Regions from separate parts of the Homo sapiens genome. Here region 2 is linked to region 1. Evidence: read pairs that join two places in POLR2A ChIA-PET (ENCODE). Cell type or tissue: A673. All regions are shown on one strand. Links, peaks and the distances in the headings refer to the core of each region. The heading gives the core; the rest is flanking DNA. Region 1 overlaps SYN3 (synapsin III). Region 2 overlaps SYN3 (synapsin III).

Region 1 (7,752 bases), core at 996-5,995:
ATGTGGGCCTTTCCATGGGTCTTTCTATAACATGGCAGCTTGTTACTTCAAAGCAAGGGAGAACAAGAATACATCTGGGAGCAAGACTGAGACTTATCTGACGTAGCATTATCATGGGGTGCCAACCCATCTCCTTTGCCGTATTCAGCAAACCAGTCACAGATCCCACCCCCTCCGGGGGAGAAGCATGTAAGGGCTTGAACATGAGAGGCAGGGTCCTGCGGGCTGCCTTCCAGTCCATACTTGGCAGCACGTAACTATGCAGACAAATCTCAAAGCCATTATGTTGAGGAAAAAAAGACTAGAGACAAAAGAGTACACATTTCATGATTCCACTGACATGAAATTCTAGAACAGGCAAAACTAATCCATAGTCACTGAAACATCAGTGGTTGCCCAGGGCCAAGGGAATAAGGGGCAGGGGATTGACAGTAGAGGGACACAAGTCACCTGTGAAGGTGATGAAAGTATATCTTTTATTTGGCATGATGATTATATTAGTGTTACATATGTCGAAGCAAATCAAACTACGTTTCAAATGGGTGCATTTTATTTTATGCAAATCATGCCTTTATAAAGTATATATTTTTAAATGGCTCTATGAATTGCACATTTTTATCCCCTTTTTACCGATGAGGAAACTGAAGCTCAAAACGTGTCCAGAGTCGCACAGCTGGGGGAGCCGGGATCCTAAGCCAGGTCTAACTGCAAAGCCCCTTCTCTTTTCCTTTATGCATGACCCCTAATTCTCCTCGAAGCTGCCATTTTCACAGGGAGAAACGCAAGGCTTGGAGAGCTAGAGAAACATTCTCACGACCTCGCAGAAGTGACTGAGTTCTCAAGCTTATGTGTTCTGATTCCAGGTCAAGGGGTTGCCAGACCTCATTAAAGTCTTGTAGCAGATTTTAAGAGTTACTATTGCATTTTTAAAATTTACCCATGTGTGTCATTGTAAACACACTTAGCAATATTGTTCTTTAAAACACACAAGCTTATGAGCCAGTTCTTTACAAGAACAACATATGGCTGTCCATGAAAATAAAGGTTTCGGAAGGTGTGCTGTCTACTGTTGGTTGCCCGCCTTCTTTCATGCTTGCCAAATCCTGAGTTTATTCAGCTGTTTGGTGGCCATGTGCTTCAAGGAAACATAGGCCCCTTTCTGGTGCCATGAGGTGAATCCTGGTTCGTTTCAGCCAGCTGTGGTCATTCTGTTCCCACTGGGAAAGGTGTTTAGAAAAGGGAATATGGGCCTGGTGCAGTGGCTCATGCCTGTAATCCCAGCACTTTGGGAGGCAGAGGTGGGCGGATCACCTTAAGTCAGGAGTTCCAGACCAGCCCAGCCAACATGGTGAAACCCCATCTCTACTAAGAATACAAAAATTAGCTGGGCATGGTGGTGGGCGCCTGTAGTCCCAGCTACTCGGGAGGCTGAGGCAGGAGAATCGATTGAACCCAGGAGGTGGAGATTGTGGTGAGCTGAGATCGTGCCACTGCATTCCAGCCTGGGCAACAGAGCGAGACTCTATCTCAAAAAAAAAAAGGAAAGGGAAGATGATGCAGTTCTGACCAGGGAGGCCTGAGATGTACCTGCCGGGAGGATTCTGGAACATCCACCATGCTTCTTAAAAGCGACACAAGAAAGAGACTCTTTTTCATAGGCATGAGGGTATGGCCCGGGGCACCAGGGTGGCTCACTGATAACGTGAAGGAACAGTATGAGAACAAAAGTCCATCCTTGAGAACAAGAGTCAGAAGGACACAAAACATTTAGATCCTTGAGTCTGACATTGAGCCTCTGATTTACTCGGCCCTGTGATTGCCCTAGCTCAGTGATATGAGCTCATGCATTTTCTTTATTGATTTAGTCATCACTGTTATTTGCAGCCAAAATCATCTTCATATTCAGAAGATATAAGCAGATACTGTCAAAAGTCTTTTTTTTTTTTGCACCCAACTCCATGGTGCATAAAATTCTTATGAATGCTTTTATACATGACATTCCATTCAAAATTAGTGGCAGGCAATTGAAATTATACACTATGTAAGTGTTAAGATTAGTTTCATTCTCGGAAGTGTTTGTTAATAGCTAAAGCTTAGAAACAACCTAACTGTCCATCTGTAGGGAACTGGTTAAATAAATTACGGTCGAGCCACATAATGAGATACAATTATAAATAAAGAAGCATCTCCATTTGTACTGATATGAAATGATTTTCTTTTCTTTTCTTTTTTTTGAGACAGTCTCGCTCTGTCGCCAGGCTGGAGTGCAGTGGCGTGATCTTGGCTCACTGCAACTTCCGACTCCCTGGTTCAAGCTATTCTCCTGCCTCAGCCTCTTGAGTAGCTGAAATTACAGGCACGTGCCACCACACCCAGCTAATTTTTGTATTTTTAGTAAAGACAGGATTTCACCATGTTGGCCAGGATGGTCTGTCTCCTGACCTCGTGATCCGCCCGCCTTGGCCTACCAAAGTTCTGGGGGTTACAGGAGTGAGCCACCGCACCCGGCCACGAAATGATTTTGAAGATATGCTACTTTGAAGAAAAACAAGTTAGAACAGTATACAGGAGACTTTGAAATCCAAGGTCATAGAAAAACATCTGAAGTTTATTGCCTCAATTCTTTATGTGGATTGGCTTATGTGATCCTCTTAGCAACACTCTGAAGTACATGTTATTGTTACCATTCTCTTTTTGAAAGATGGGTAAACTGAGGCATGGAACTGTTAACTAGTGTTCCTGGGATCCCACAGTTGTTTAGTGGTAGAACTGGGGCTTGAACCCAAAGTCTGTGCTCTAAACATGCAATCAATTGACCCCTGGGGCTATTGGAAGAATTAAATGAGCTCTTGTGTGCTTAGCCAGTGTTGGCCTTAACCAGTAGTTCTCAAAGGGTAGTTCATGCTCCAGCAGTTTTAGAAATTTGTTAGGTGTGTATTTGTTGGGAAATGTGTTAGCTTAGAAACGTTTCCCAGGTTCGGCCAGACTTTGTTTTACATGGTAGCTGCATGCTGACGTGTTTCTTGGCTGGTATGAGTATATGAAGTCCCACCTAGCAGGGGAAAGAATAAGTCCCAGCTAGAACTTGAGGAAACATACCTAAGTGTTGTTACCACCTTGCTTTCTTGTCCAGCAGCCATTGATTGGCCACCACTATGGACTCAGCAGGAAATTATACTGTAATCAGTGATGTCTGATGTGGGCTTAGGAGATACCAAGATTCTACTACCACTCTGAGGCCGGCTGTTGGATCTGTACACACCAAAACTTGCCAACTTATTCCCCTCATCAAACTTAGCTACGCCATAGGACAGGAATCTCAAACCCTTTCCTTCCTTGGTGCATTTCACATAATAGATGCTCAGTAAATGTGCACTGAATGGAGATATCATCACAGTTCACCTGGTAGCAGCTATCTTTTTTTAAAAAAGAGAACCTAACAGGAGTTCTCAGCCTTGGCTGCACATTCCAATTACTTAGAAAGCTTCTAAAAATCTCCAAACCCAGGTGGGCACTTCAGGTCAATTCTATCAGAATATCTAGGGGCAGAGAAGAGGAGGAAGAACTAGTTTTGAGAGCTCCTTGGGTGATTCCAATGTACAGCCAAGATTGGCGAGCCACTAAACTAGAATGAGGAGGGTTGATCTGACAGCTGCCAAACCAGTAAACACACACAGCCCCAGACACAGTGGGTAAAACCCAGAGGGCTTTCTAGAAAGCTGCTCCTACCCTCTGCTTCTTTTGATGGGCATCCGACTGAGCTGGAAGCCATCAAGATCCTGTCTTAAGAGGTTCCCAGTTTCCTGTCCACAGTGGAGGGTGCAGCTGGAAGCATTTATGCTGGAAGCCCTTACTGGGTTATGGTCCTAAAAATTACTGCCATATGTCTCCAGCAGGGAGGGCAGGGTCCACATTTGTTCCCTGCACCCTCTGCAGCCTCTTTATGTAGCTGCTCAATACTCACCCATGGGGGCCCCCTAAATAGCTCCCTTTAGTTTCATAATTTTATTGAGCTTCTAGATTCCTTGCAATTGGCCAGACCCTGGAAATTCAGATATAAATTCAACATCACCACTCGCTGGTGGAGTTCACAGCCTGGAGGGGGAAATGGGAAGTAAATCAACTGCTAGGATGTGACACAGTCAGGGCCTGGTGGAGAATAGTTCAGAGAAGCAAGGGCTTAGAGGAGCTGGTTGGGGGGCGGGGGGACTTCAGAAGCCTTCTGAGGAGAAGTGGTAATAGCGCTGAGGCTTTTTTATTGTTTTCTTTTTAAATATTCATATACATATTGCAAAGTTCGGAATAATCTTACACATAGATAGTTGAACACACTACTTTGACAAATATTAACATTTTGCCATGTTTGCTTCAGATCCTAAAAAAAAAAAAAATTCTGAACTATTTTAAGGCTAGAAAAAGTACAGAGAATAATTTAGCAAACACTCATAAACTAAGGTGGTTAAGACACCCGCTCTGGAGCCAGGCTACTTGCATCTGCCGTGTGACATTGGAGAGGCTGCTTGTCCTCTCTGTGCCTCTGTCTCGTTTAAACACACACTTCAAAGGGCAACTGTCAGGATCAATTAAGGTAATACTCTGAAAAATACAAGTTCCCAGCACTCTTAAATGCTAACTGTTGTTTCCCTTATGTTCACAACTGAGTTTGTCAAATCTTAACATTTAGCCGAATTTGTTTTAGATTTTTTTTAATGAAAAGAAATATAATACCATAGGTACTTTTAAGGACTCCTGTCTACACCCTTCCCTGCACTGATGACAGACAAAATGTTAGCCAGGCGGTCAGAGTGGGAAAGTCCATGTTAGAACATAGGGACAGGGAAGGCCCTGGCTTCTGAGGAAACCCTCTGATGTGGTCAGAAAGGAAGATGACCTGACCGATGGGCAGGGGAGGAGGCTGGAGAGGCAGCCGCAGCTTGTCAGGGAAGACCATCAGGCGTTTCACCTGACAGCCCAGGTCCCGTCACAGACAGACGTCACATCCTGCCCTCCCCTGTCTCCCAGGAAACCCTCGAGGTTCCTTTTTTTTTTTTTTTGAGACAGAGTCTCGCTCTGTCGCCAGGCTGGAGTGCAGTGGCATGATCTCGGCTCACTGCAGCCTCTGCCTCTTAGGTTCAAGTGATTCCCCTGCCTCAGTCTCCGAATAGCTGGGACTACAGGCACATGCCACCATGCCCAGCTAATTTTTGTATTTTTAGTAGAGACGGGGTTTCACCATATTGGCCAGGCTGGTCTCGAACTCCTGACCTCAGGTGATCTGCCCTACTCGGCCTCCCAAAATGCTGGGATTACAGGCGTGAGCCACTGTGCCCGGCCTCAAGGTTCCTTTTTCACATCTTTCCTTTAAAAAAAAACAACTATCAAACAATGGATAAAATAAAGAAAGCTCACCCACTCTTGCCCCTCAACCTGGAAAATTCCATCCTGTGTCAGCTAGCTTTGAGGGAAGATGGAGAACCTAGGGAACCAGCGAGAAGTGGCTGGGCCACCTGAGATCAGCGCCACCTGGGTGCTCTGGGGGCGGAGATGGGTGATTTAGGGCTGTGGCCCAGGCAGGAGCGTTTAGCATCTTTTGGGCCCAGCTTCTCAGTCTTGCACTGAGGAAGCAGCTTGGGAGGGGGTGCCCTACCAGGCAGATATTTCCTGCTGAGCGAGCTGATAAGTGAGCCCTCTGACTAGTTCAATAGTTAACCCGACAGAGCACAGATGTGGCCTGTCAGACAGAGATATGTGTGGGGAAGGCCTTGGGTATAAGTACATATTAGCGCCTGGCCTGGGTTTGAAATGTGCTCTCCCATCACCCCTCGGCAGTACCATCATTTTTCATCTCAAAATGGGCTTTCCCCTTCCCCCACTCCTCTCTCCTCCACTCCACTGCCCCAGCATCCGTTCCAGCCGCTGCCGAGGAACAGCTGCTCTGAGGCCCATCTCTCATCAGCTGCCTTATCTCTCCGATGAATAATGTTCCCCTTCCCCGAGCAGCAGCCTGGCAGGAGGCCCGCCCCAGCGCTGAGCAGGCTGCTGACAGCGCTGGAGCTCAGGCAGCTGTCGGAGAGCAGGGCTGCCCCAGGCCACCACGTGGGTGAGGGCTAACCCCTCTGCCTCCCGGCGACATGCCACTTGAGGCCCCATTGCCCTGGCGAGCTGCAGCTCACAAACTCAGCCTTTCCAAGCACATCTCAGCAGCCCCTGGGTGCAATTGCCATGCTGGGTGCTGGGGAAACAGGCATTTCAGACATGGGCCCTGTCCTTCAGTGGCGAGGGCTGTTTACGAGACGCGCAACTTGTACCTAACAGTTCAGACCTCTGTATTTAGTAGTTCTTAGGAACATATTAACTACTCCAGGTTTCAGTTATCCTCATCTGCAAAATGGGCTAGTAATAGTGGAGTGTAAATGCTGGTCAGTTCTCTGCTCACATCCTCTTTGCCAGCCAGTGCCCCCAGCGGCTCCAGGTGTCATGGTAATGCTGTACCCGTGGCCTTCTCCATTTCTTGGGCTGATGGTAACTGCATCCCTGAGACGGCTGAGAGGGTAAACCCTCTCCACCACCACCCACCAGGGGGTCAGTGACTGATTGCTCTTGGGGATACAGAAGCCCAGCGCTCTTTCCTCAAAGTGGGACAACTCCATGGCACTGTTTTTGCCCCAGAGCCCCCCTGTAGACCAGGCCAAGGCCAGAGCTTCTCTAAGACAATATCCCTCCTTGGCTTCTTCCCCTTCCTTGAGCTACCACCGTCACCCCTCACAGTTTTCCTGAAGAGGACTCCCTCCATGAGTCACTGGCTTGCAAATCCCTACTTTAGCCTCCACTTCTAGGGAACCCAGCCCAAGAGAAGTAGCTACTTTACAGGGGTTTGGGGTGAGGATGCTATGAGATCATGTTGAAATGCCTTTTGCAAGCATCTGGCACTCAGCAAGTACCCAATAATGAGTAATCGTGATTCTTACAAACCAGTAACACCTGACAGAATGTAACAGGGGAGCTCAGATGCACAGCTACAGTGGGAGGTGGGAGTCAAAAACCTTGGCTTCAAGTTCTGGCATGGGAGACAATCATCCCAGGAAGGTCCCCCAGGGGTCACATAGCCCAACTCTCCTTTGACCAATCGGGAACCTGAAGCTGAGAGAGGAGAAGCAACAATCTCAAAGACACAAGAGCAGAGCTGGGACTAGAAGATGTCTTGATTTTTCCCACCACTCCTCATTATTTTAACCACTTTCTGATCCTCTGTTTTCAGTTATTTTTTTAAAAGGGTTGTTGACTTTATATGGACCAGGACTCTGAGAAGAGAAGCCATTTCCATGTGGATCCCTTGAGTACCTACTATGTGCTTAACACCGGCTAGGTACTCAGGGAAGGGGTCACAAAAGTATATTCCTATCCTTACTGCTGTGGTCTGAATGCCTGTGTTCCTCAGAGTTCAAATGTTGAAATCCTAACCTTCAATGTGATGGTATTAGGAGATGAAGTCTTTGGGAAGTGATTAGCCATGAGGGCAGAGTTTTCATGGATGGGATTAATGCCCTTATAAGTAAGAGGCCCCGAGAGAGCTCCCTTCCCCCTTCGACTATGTGAGGACGCAATGAGAATGTGCCATCTACAAACCAGAAAGCAGGTCCCCCACCTCCCCAGCATCACATCAGCTGATGCCTTGGTCCTGGACTTCTTAGCCTCCAGAAATGTGAGAAATAAATTTTTGTTGTTTTTAAGCCACTCAGTTTATGGCATTTT
Region 2 (7,752 bases), core at 1,503-6,502, 80 kb before region 1:
TTACTAAGTGTCAGGCACACGCTAAGCATTTCATATGGATTAGCGTGTTTCATCCTCATCATGACTCTGATGAACAGGTACTATGAGTTCCCCCATTCTCCAGATGAGGAACCTGAGGCTTACCCAAGGCCACACAGCATACAAGTGGCAGAACTGGAATTCAGAGTCAGTTTAACTGAAGAATCTGTGTTTATGGTTCTTTTTATTTTATTTTATTATTTTTTGAGACAGGTTTCACTCTGTCACACAGGCTGGAGTGCAGTGGTGTAGTCATGGCTCACTGCAGCCTCAACCTCCTGGGCTCAAGCCATCCTCTCACCTCAGCCTCCTGGGTAGCCGCGATGACAGGTGCGCACCACAACACCTGGCTAATTTTTAAAATATTTTGTAGAGACAGGGTCTCACTGTATTGCCCAGACTGGTCTCAAACTCCTGTGCTCAAGTGGTCCCCACAGCTTGGCCTCCCAAAGTGCTGACATTACAGGTGTGAGCCACCATGCCCTGCCTGTTTATGGTTCTTAATCTTTATGCTGGCTCATCTGGGAAGGTGTATCCTGAAGCAGTAAAATCCAGGGAAGGCTTGGTCACTTTCCTCTCATGCATAAAGGGCTGACCTGTGCATTAGACTTGTTTTGGGGGTCTCAAGCTCTGCACACAAGGCCCTCCATGAGCTTGCCCCTGCCTGCCTTTCCTTGCTCATCTCCTCCCGTGCTCTACCTTAGACTTCGGTCTCACCAAACTGCTGTGGTTCCCCAGTGCCCACCCATGGTAATACCATCTTGGAGTCACATCTCCATGCCTTTGCTTATGCACGTCTCTCCTCCTGGGACATCCTTTCTTAGATTTTGCCATAGATTCTTCAACATTAGCTCCAACATGATGTCTGTGCTGCTTCCTCTGCCCTCCCCCTCCATCCAGGCAGGGTGAGGTGCCTCTTCCCTGTACTCCCCTAGCACCTCATACCTGTGTCTACATCACACTTCCCAGATGACTTTGAGATTACTAATTCACCTGCCCCTCGCTCCCTGTAGACTCTGGGCTCATTGGGAACAGGGACAGTATCTTTATTCATTCCACAAATATTCATTGACTGCCTATGTGCTGCGTGCTCAGGTTACAATGGTGATTAAAAACAGATGGAATCTGGCCGGGCGCGGTGGCCCGTGCCTGTAATCCCAGCACTTTGGGAGGCCAAGGCGGGCAGATCACAAGGTCAGGAGATCGAGACCACCTTGGCTAACACAGCGAAACCCCGTCTCTACTAAAAATACAAAAAATTAGCCGGGTGTGGTGGCGGGCGCCTGTAGTCCCAGCTACTCGGGAGGCTGAGGCAGGAGAATGGCGCGAACCCGGGAGGCGGAGCTTGCAGTGAGCCGAGATCGTGCCACTCACTTCAGCCTGGGCGAAAGAGCGAGACTCCATCATAAAACAACAACAACAACAACAACGAAAAAGCCAGATGGAATCTCTACCTGATGGAACTTAACATCTAATGGCAGGGGCCAGAAATTAATCATATTATCTATCTGTCTCTCTCTCTCTTACGCACACACACAAGCATGCACACACACACACACACACACACACACACACACGTACGCACCATAATTACAAACTGTTAGAAGCCGTGAAAGTAGGGTACACAGTGCTATGGTAGACTGTGGTGGGGAGGCTGGCAGGACACTTATTCGGTACATAATAGGTGCTCCAAGGACCCAGATACCTAATCTGTGTTCAATATATATTTCTCAAACTTATCCAGAGTGGGGAAAGATGAAAGAAGCTAAAGAGAAAAGCTTTAGGCTACTGCAAGAACCCAAAGAGCCTTTGGCATGGTAAACAACACAAACAAAGCATTAGCCCTGCAGGAATCATGCAGATAAATCATTGATATAGTACAGTGCAGGTAAAGCAAGATTTGACATTAACATTTACACAATGTGCAAGCCATCCTCTAAGCAGTTTATCTGTATACATTTAATTTTCATCACCACCCCACAGAGTACTGATGGAACTGAGACTCAGAGAGGTTAAGTGTCCTGCCCGAGGCGACACAGCTAGGAGATGGCAGAGCTGAGATGTGGACCCAGATGCTCCAGAGCCCATACCACTGACCCCTGCATTGACCACCTTTCTATCTCATCTGTTGAATGGGGACTGATCGAGGTGCAGTTTCTTGCTTGGGTCATGCTGCTGGTTACTGTAGAGTCAAACTACCATCTGCCTTTGTCTCCTCCTTGCCAAGTCTGACTTTAGACATCCTAAGGGGAAGAACTTGGCAATAATAAAAGGTCAGCACCAGACAGGAAATGGAGCTAAGTTCTGTCATGGGGCATCAAGGGTTGTACTTGTGGAGTTCTGAGTATATGGTCAAGAAGGAAAATAAACTATTAGTTCAGTGATGTGCTTTTCATTGCCCTCATGCGTTTAACTTTTCAACATATTTCGTCCTTCAGCAACTCCTGAGGTGTAAGGCTCATTATTATTCAGATGAGGAAATTGAGGCTTGGCAAAGTTGAATAGGTCATTGCTTAGTTAGTGGCAGAATTGTGATCATAACCTGTGTCTACCTGTTTTCCCCTGACTCACCTGTTGCCCAGCCAGACTTGAAAAATGACCTGCTTCTTACAGCCTAAAGCAATTTTTCAGATCCATGTTCTCAGGGACCACAGACAGCCTCTCTGGGTTTTCTGACCTTTCTTTTTTTTTTTTTTTTTTTATTATACTTTAAGTTTTAGGGTACATGTGCACAACGTGCAGGTTAGTTACATATGTATACATGTGCCATGTTGGTGTGCTGCACCCATTAACTCGTCATTTAACATGTTAATGCTATCCCTCCCCCCTCCCCCCACCCCACAACAGGCCCCGGTGTGTGATGTTCCTCTTCCTGTGTCCATGTGTTCTCATTGTTCAATTCCCACCTATGAGTGAGAACATGCGGTGTTTGGTTTTTTGTCCTTGCGATAGTTCTTAAGCCATGTTGCTGGAACCTTCCTTTCTTCCCTAAGCAACAGCCCTGAGGTTCATGTCGTGAGCTAATGGGTGAGTTCTTGGCCTGTTTAAAATGGAACTGAACTGGTGCCCTCCCCACCCAGCCCACCTCAGGGCCTGCCTTCTGTCCAGACAGGGAGGAGACGGGAAGGCTCACCCCCTCTAGTGCTGCCAGGAAAAGCAAGGGAAAGCAGAGGGGCCTGAACCTCCCCTTGCTGGGCCAGCCAAGTGCCAGAAACCCCAAACTTTGCATTCATTGGACAGAACCAGATTTTGATTACTCGTCTTAATTTGCTTATTCTTGTACAATTGCTTTGGTCTCTCACTGGCTCCCTTAGCTCTCCACGGTGCAGGCTCCTCAATGTCTATGGGATGAAGGCCAAAGTCTTTAGGCAGCACCAGGGCCCTTCCTAACCTGGCACCAGCCTCGTTTTCTCACCACCTCTCTTTTCCTCTCTCTGCTTAGTGGTCCCCATGAGAGACATTGGAGGAGGCAAATAATTAATTTATAAGGTTTCTTGTTTATGGTGGCTTTCCCTCAAGTTCTGCATGTTGGTGTCCAAAAGTGTTATTTCTATATAATGAATATCTATGCATCTGACCATTTGTTCAGTCATCCATCCATCCATCCATCCATATACTTATGCTTTCTCCATCTCTCTAGAACCTAACTCTCCAGGCTTCTGTTTTGCGGTCTCTAATCAGTTCAGAACTAGGTTTTCCTTCCCCTAAACACCTTCATTAAATTTAGTATTTTGGGCCAGGCACAGTGGCTCATGCCTATAATCCCAGCACTTTGGGAGGCTGAGGTAGGCAGATCACATGAGGCCAGGAGTTTGAGACCAGCCTGGTCAACATGGTGAAACCCTGTCTCTACTGAAAAAAAAAAAAAAAAAAAAAAATTAGCCAGGCATGGTGGCACATGCCTGTAATCCTAGCTGCTCGGAGGCTGAGGCACGAGAATGGCTTGAACCCGAGAGGCAGAGATTGCAGTGAGCCGAGATTGCATCACTGCTGTCCAGCCTGGGTGATGGAGTGAGACTGTGTCTCAAAAAAAAAAAAAAGTATTTTGTAATGTCAATAATAGAGACAATAATAATATCTTAAGCCATTTATCCCTCTCTCTATATAAATGTATATATACATATACATACATATACAAATCTATATATATACATTTATACCCATATAGAGAGAAATTGTTTAAGAGTCATTATTATCTATATTGATAGATAAATATTTATATATATATAGAGAGAGATAGGTAGATAAGTAGGTAGGTAAGACAGACAGATAGATAGATAGATAGATAGATAGATAGATAGATAGATAGATAGATAGATGCCGATACTCTGCCAAGACTTTACTATCTATAACCCAATTTTCTGCTTACAGTGATCTTGTGAGTTACCTGTTACTATTACAGACAAAGAAACTAAGGTTCAGAGAGGCCCAGCAACGCAGCTTAGAATTGGCAGAGCCAGGATTTGAACTCCTGTCTGTCTGGCTTCCGTCTGGCTCCCAAGCTGCCCATGCTCTATAAAACACTGTGTCCTCCTCACTCCCACAGCTAACTCGCCGCCTCATTCCTGAGATATCATCTGCTCTCCCCATCATACTGCTTCCGCGTGGCTTTGGGTTTCTTTTCAGTCTTACCTTAACTGTTCTCTGCATGTATTTAATGGGAAATTACATTAAGATTCTAAAAGTAGGCTGGGCGTAGTGGCTCACGCCTGTAATCCCAGCACTCTGGGAGGCCGAGGTGGGCAGATCACAAGGTCAAGAGATCGAGACCATCCTGGCCAACATAGTGAAACCCCGTCTCTATTAAAAATACAAAAATTAGCCGGGTGAGGTGGCAGGCGCCTGTAGACCCAGCTACTCAGGAGGCTGAGGCAGGAGAATTGCTTGAACCCAGGAGGTAAAGGTTGCAGTGAGCCAAGATCACGCCACTGCACTCCAGCCTGGCGACAGAACGAGACTCTGTCTCAAAAAAAAAAAAAAAAAAAAAAAAAGAGATTCTAAAAGTAAACAGGCTCCTTCTCACTGACTCCTCTATAGTATTTTATTTGTGTGGAGGAACATTTTTTTGCTGCCTCAGTAGGAAGAAGCCATATTTTGAGACACTTTGGTTTGATGGACAGAGCTGTACCCGGGATCAGATGGACAAGGGCTTGAATCGTGGCTTTGCCTCCTGTTACCTGGGGGACTTCAAGGGAGTGGTTCAAGGTTCCAAGCTAATGTTTCTCTATTCACAGAATGGAGCTAGTAACCGCAATGCTACTATGTCCAGCACACGTTGAGAATTTGGTCTGTTTTAGTTAACACTAAGGGAACTTTGGATGTAAGTTGACTCATTTGTAAAAGGAGGAACTGGGAAATATACAGAGCATGTGCAACCCCCGGCCCTCCGCTGTTCAATGAAGGCAATGCCTTCCAGCCCAGCTGAGGGGCGGCCTCATTATCTTTCTCTGCACAGCAGCCAGAGCTGGCAGCAAGACCAAACCCACTGGATGACCTGAAAAGAACTTGCAGTTCTCACATTCTGTGGGGTTGCTACGAGGCTACTTAAACAGGATGGTAAATTATGGATAAAGTGGTTGGATCATGAGATGAGCTCAGTTGGTAAATATATGATGGGGGTGAAACCAAAACCCACTGACAACACAACTCTACTTTTTCTAGCCTAGAGTGTCTACTGAAACAAGTATTTTCCAACCATGCTCCTTAGAGCCCTACTTTACCACAGAGGTACCTGGGTACTCTGTGAACTGTTGGGCATCCTTGGAAGAGTAGAGAGAAAGAGAGAGAGAGAGAGAGAGAGATGCTAGAAAGAGGAAGATACGCTTAGCCTAACCTGTCTCCTCTTCTGTATTAGTAGCTAACAACCAGGGGTGATTTTTGCCCCAATCCCCCCAACAGGAGACATTTGGCAATGCCTGGAGACATTTTTGGTTGTCACAACAGGGGAGATCTCCTGACACCTGTGGGCAGAGGCCAGGTATGTTGCTAAACCTCCTACAATACACAAAACAGTCTTCCGCAACAAAGAGTTACATAGCTCAAAATGTCAATAGCGCCAAGGTTGAGAAACCCCCTTCTAGACCGAACAACTCAAAAACACACCTTTGTGCAAGGAGCCCCTTGGGTACCCTAAAGACAGTTTATGGTGGTGTGGGCTTCACTCTGGAGAAACTTCACCTTCACTCTCTCCTGCAGTTCCTGTTAGCAGCCTCAGGATAGGGACAGGGTCAGGACCTTATGCCCTATTTTTACAGGTAGAGCCACTGAGGCAAAAGGGCCTGTGATTTCCCCAAGATCCCAGAGCTAGGAAGTTCTAGAAATGCAATTGAAACCCAGGTCCGTCTGACCCCACGCTCAGCACTGTTTGTGACATGATCCACACTGGTCAGTGTGTCCCAGGCTTTGTACCCGGCAACCCAGCAGAGGCCTGACACCTGTCGAAAGTCCTGAGGGGCATGGGGGAAGCTGGTCAGAGCCTGTTGTCTTAAACATAACCAGGATTTGTTTTAGTTGAGCATGCAAGACGCGCAGTCACATGCATGACTGTCAAGAAGGAAGGAGCTCTTACACTCACAGTCCCCTAGAAGGAGGAGGCACAGCACCCCATGCCACATGCAGGCGGGGGGCACAGGGGAGCACCATGATTGTTCGTAGACAGAGGGAATGATAGGGAGATGTGGGCGAGAGCTTTTATTGTGAATTTGTGGGGAGGAGTGAGCAAGGCAGGGGAAACAGGTTTAGGATTGGTGAGTTTGAATTATTTCAACCGGCCTTGGAGAGTAGGGGCTGTCCCTAGTTGCCTGGTGCCTATCCCTGGGGTGATCAGGGCAGATGGGCAGTGCCCTGCAGTGTGACAGCCCCATATATAGAGGAGGTTGAGCCTGCGTTGGTTGGTTTGCATTCAGAGGGCGTGCTCCAGGCAAGCTCTTTGGTATCTCCAAGTCTTGGCTAACCTAGGAAGGGCATTCCCTCCAGGGCCAGCAAGGCCCAGGGGTCAAAGCATCAGAATACAGACAATGAAAGACATAGTTATGATACCTGTCTAACTCCAAAGCCTCAGCACACTGTTGCTTTCTAACGGTTTTTCAAAATAGAACAGTTTTGTTTCCAATTAAATTTTATGTAAAACCCAATATTTAAGCAGATTAAAAAATTAAAATTACTGCTCTGTTTGATGCGTAGCTGGAAGGTCCTGAACCCTTTGAGCCTCAAAAAAAAGTATCTGAAGTTGGGCATGGTGGCTCACGCCTGTAATCCCAGCACTTTGGAAGGCCAAGGCAAAAGGATCACTTGAGCCCAGGAGTCTGAGACCAGCTTGGGCAACAACATAGTGAGATCTTTACAAAAAAATTTTAAAAATTAGCCAGGCATTGTGGCACACGCCTGTAGTCCCAGCTGCTGGGGAGGCTGAGGTGGGAGGATTGCTTGAGCGCAGTAGGTCGAGGCAGCAGTGAGCCGTGATCGCATCATTGCACTCCAGCCTGAGCAACCGAGTCTCAAGGAGAAAAAAAAAAAGTGTCTGAGGCCTCTCCTTAGGCTGCCTCTTGAAAAGTAATTCTTTTTTTTTTCTGAGACAGTGTCTCACTCTGTCACCCAGGCTGGAGTACAGTGGCGCAATCTTGGCTCACTGCAACCTCTGCCTCCTGGGTTCAAGTGATTCTCCTGCCTCAGCCTCCCAAGTAGCTGAGATTACAGGCGTGCACCACCACACCTGTATTAGTCCGTTTTCACACT

Evidence for each region. ChIA-PET counts read pairs that join two places held together with the same protein. Peaks named below come from ENCODE experiments on the same cell type or tissue, not always from the same donor. Only the 100,000 strongest peaks of a DNase experiment are listed, where the experiment ranks them.
Region 2: POLR2A ChIA-PET joins it to region 1 with 6 read pairs; 3 of 35 experiments call an interaction of 5 or more read pairs at or near these places.

Annotation. Positions count from the first base shown.
Region 1 is chr22:32,879,356-32,887,107 of GRCh38, reverse strand. All of the region lies in intron 4 of SYN3 (synapsin III), which reads left to right. Among named protein-coding and RNA genes, the nearest start is that of TIMP3, 82 kb to the right of the region's middle. RefSeq lists an enhancer at 4,792-5,086. In A673, for the core only: no CTCF peak of the experiment used is centred there; DNase peaks (open chromatin) are centred at 3,837 and 5,967.
Region 2 is chr22:32,959,387-32,967,138 of GRCh38, reverse strand. All of the region lies in intron 3 of SYN3 (synapsin III), which reads left to right. Among named protein-coding and RNA genes, the nearest start is that of SYN3, 95 kb to the left of the region's middle. In A673, for the core only: no CTCF peak of the experiment used is centred there; no DNase peak of the experiment used is centred there.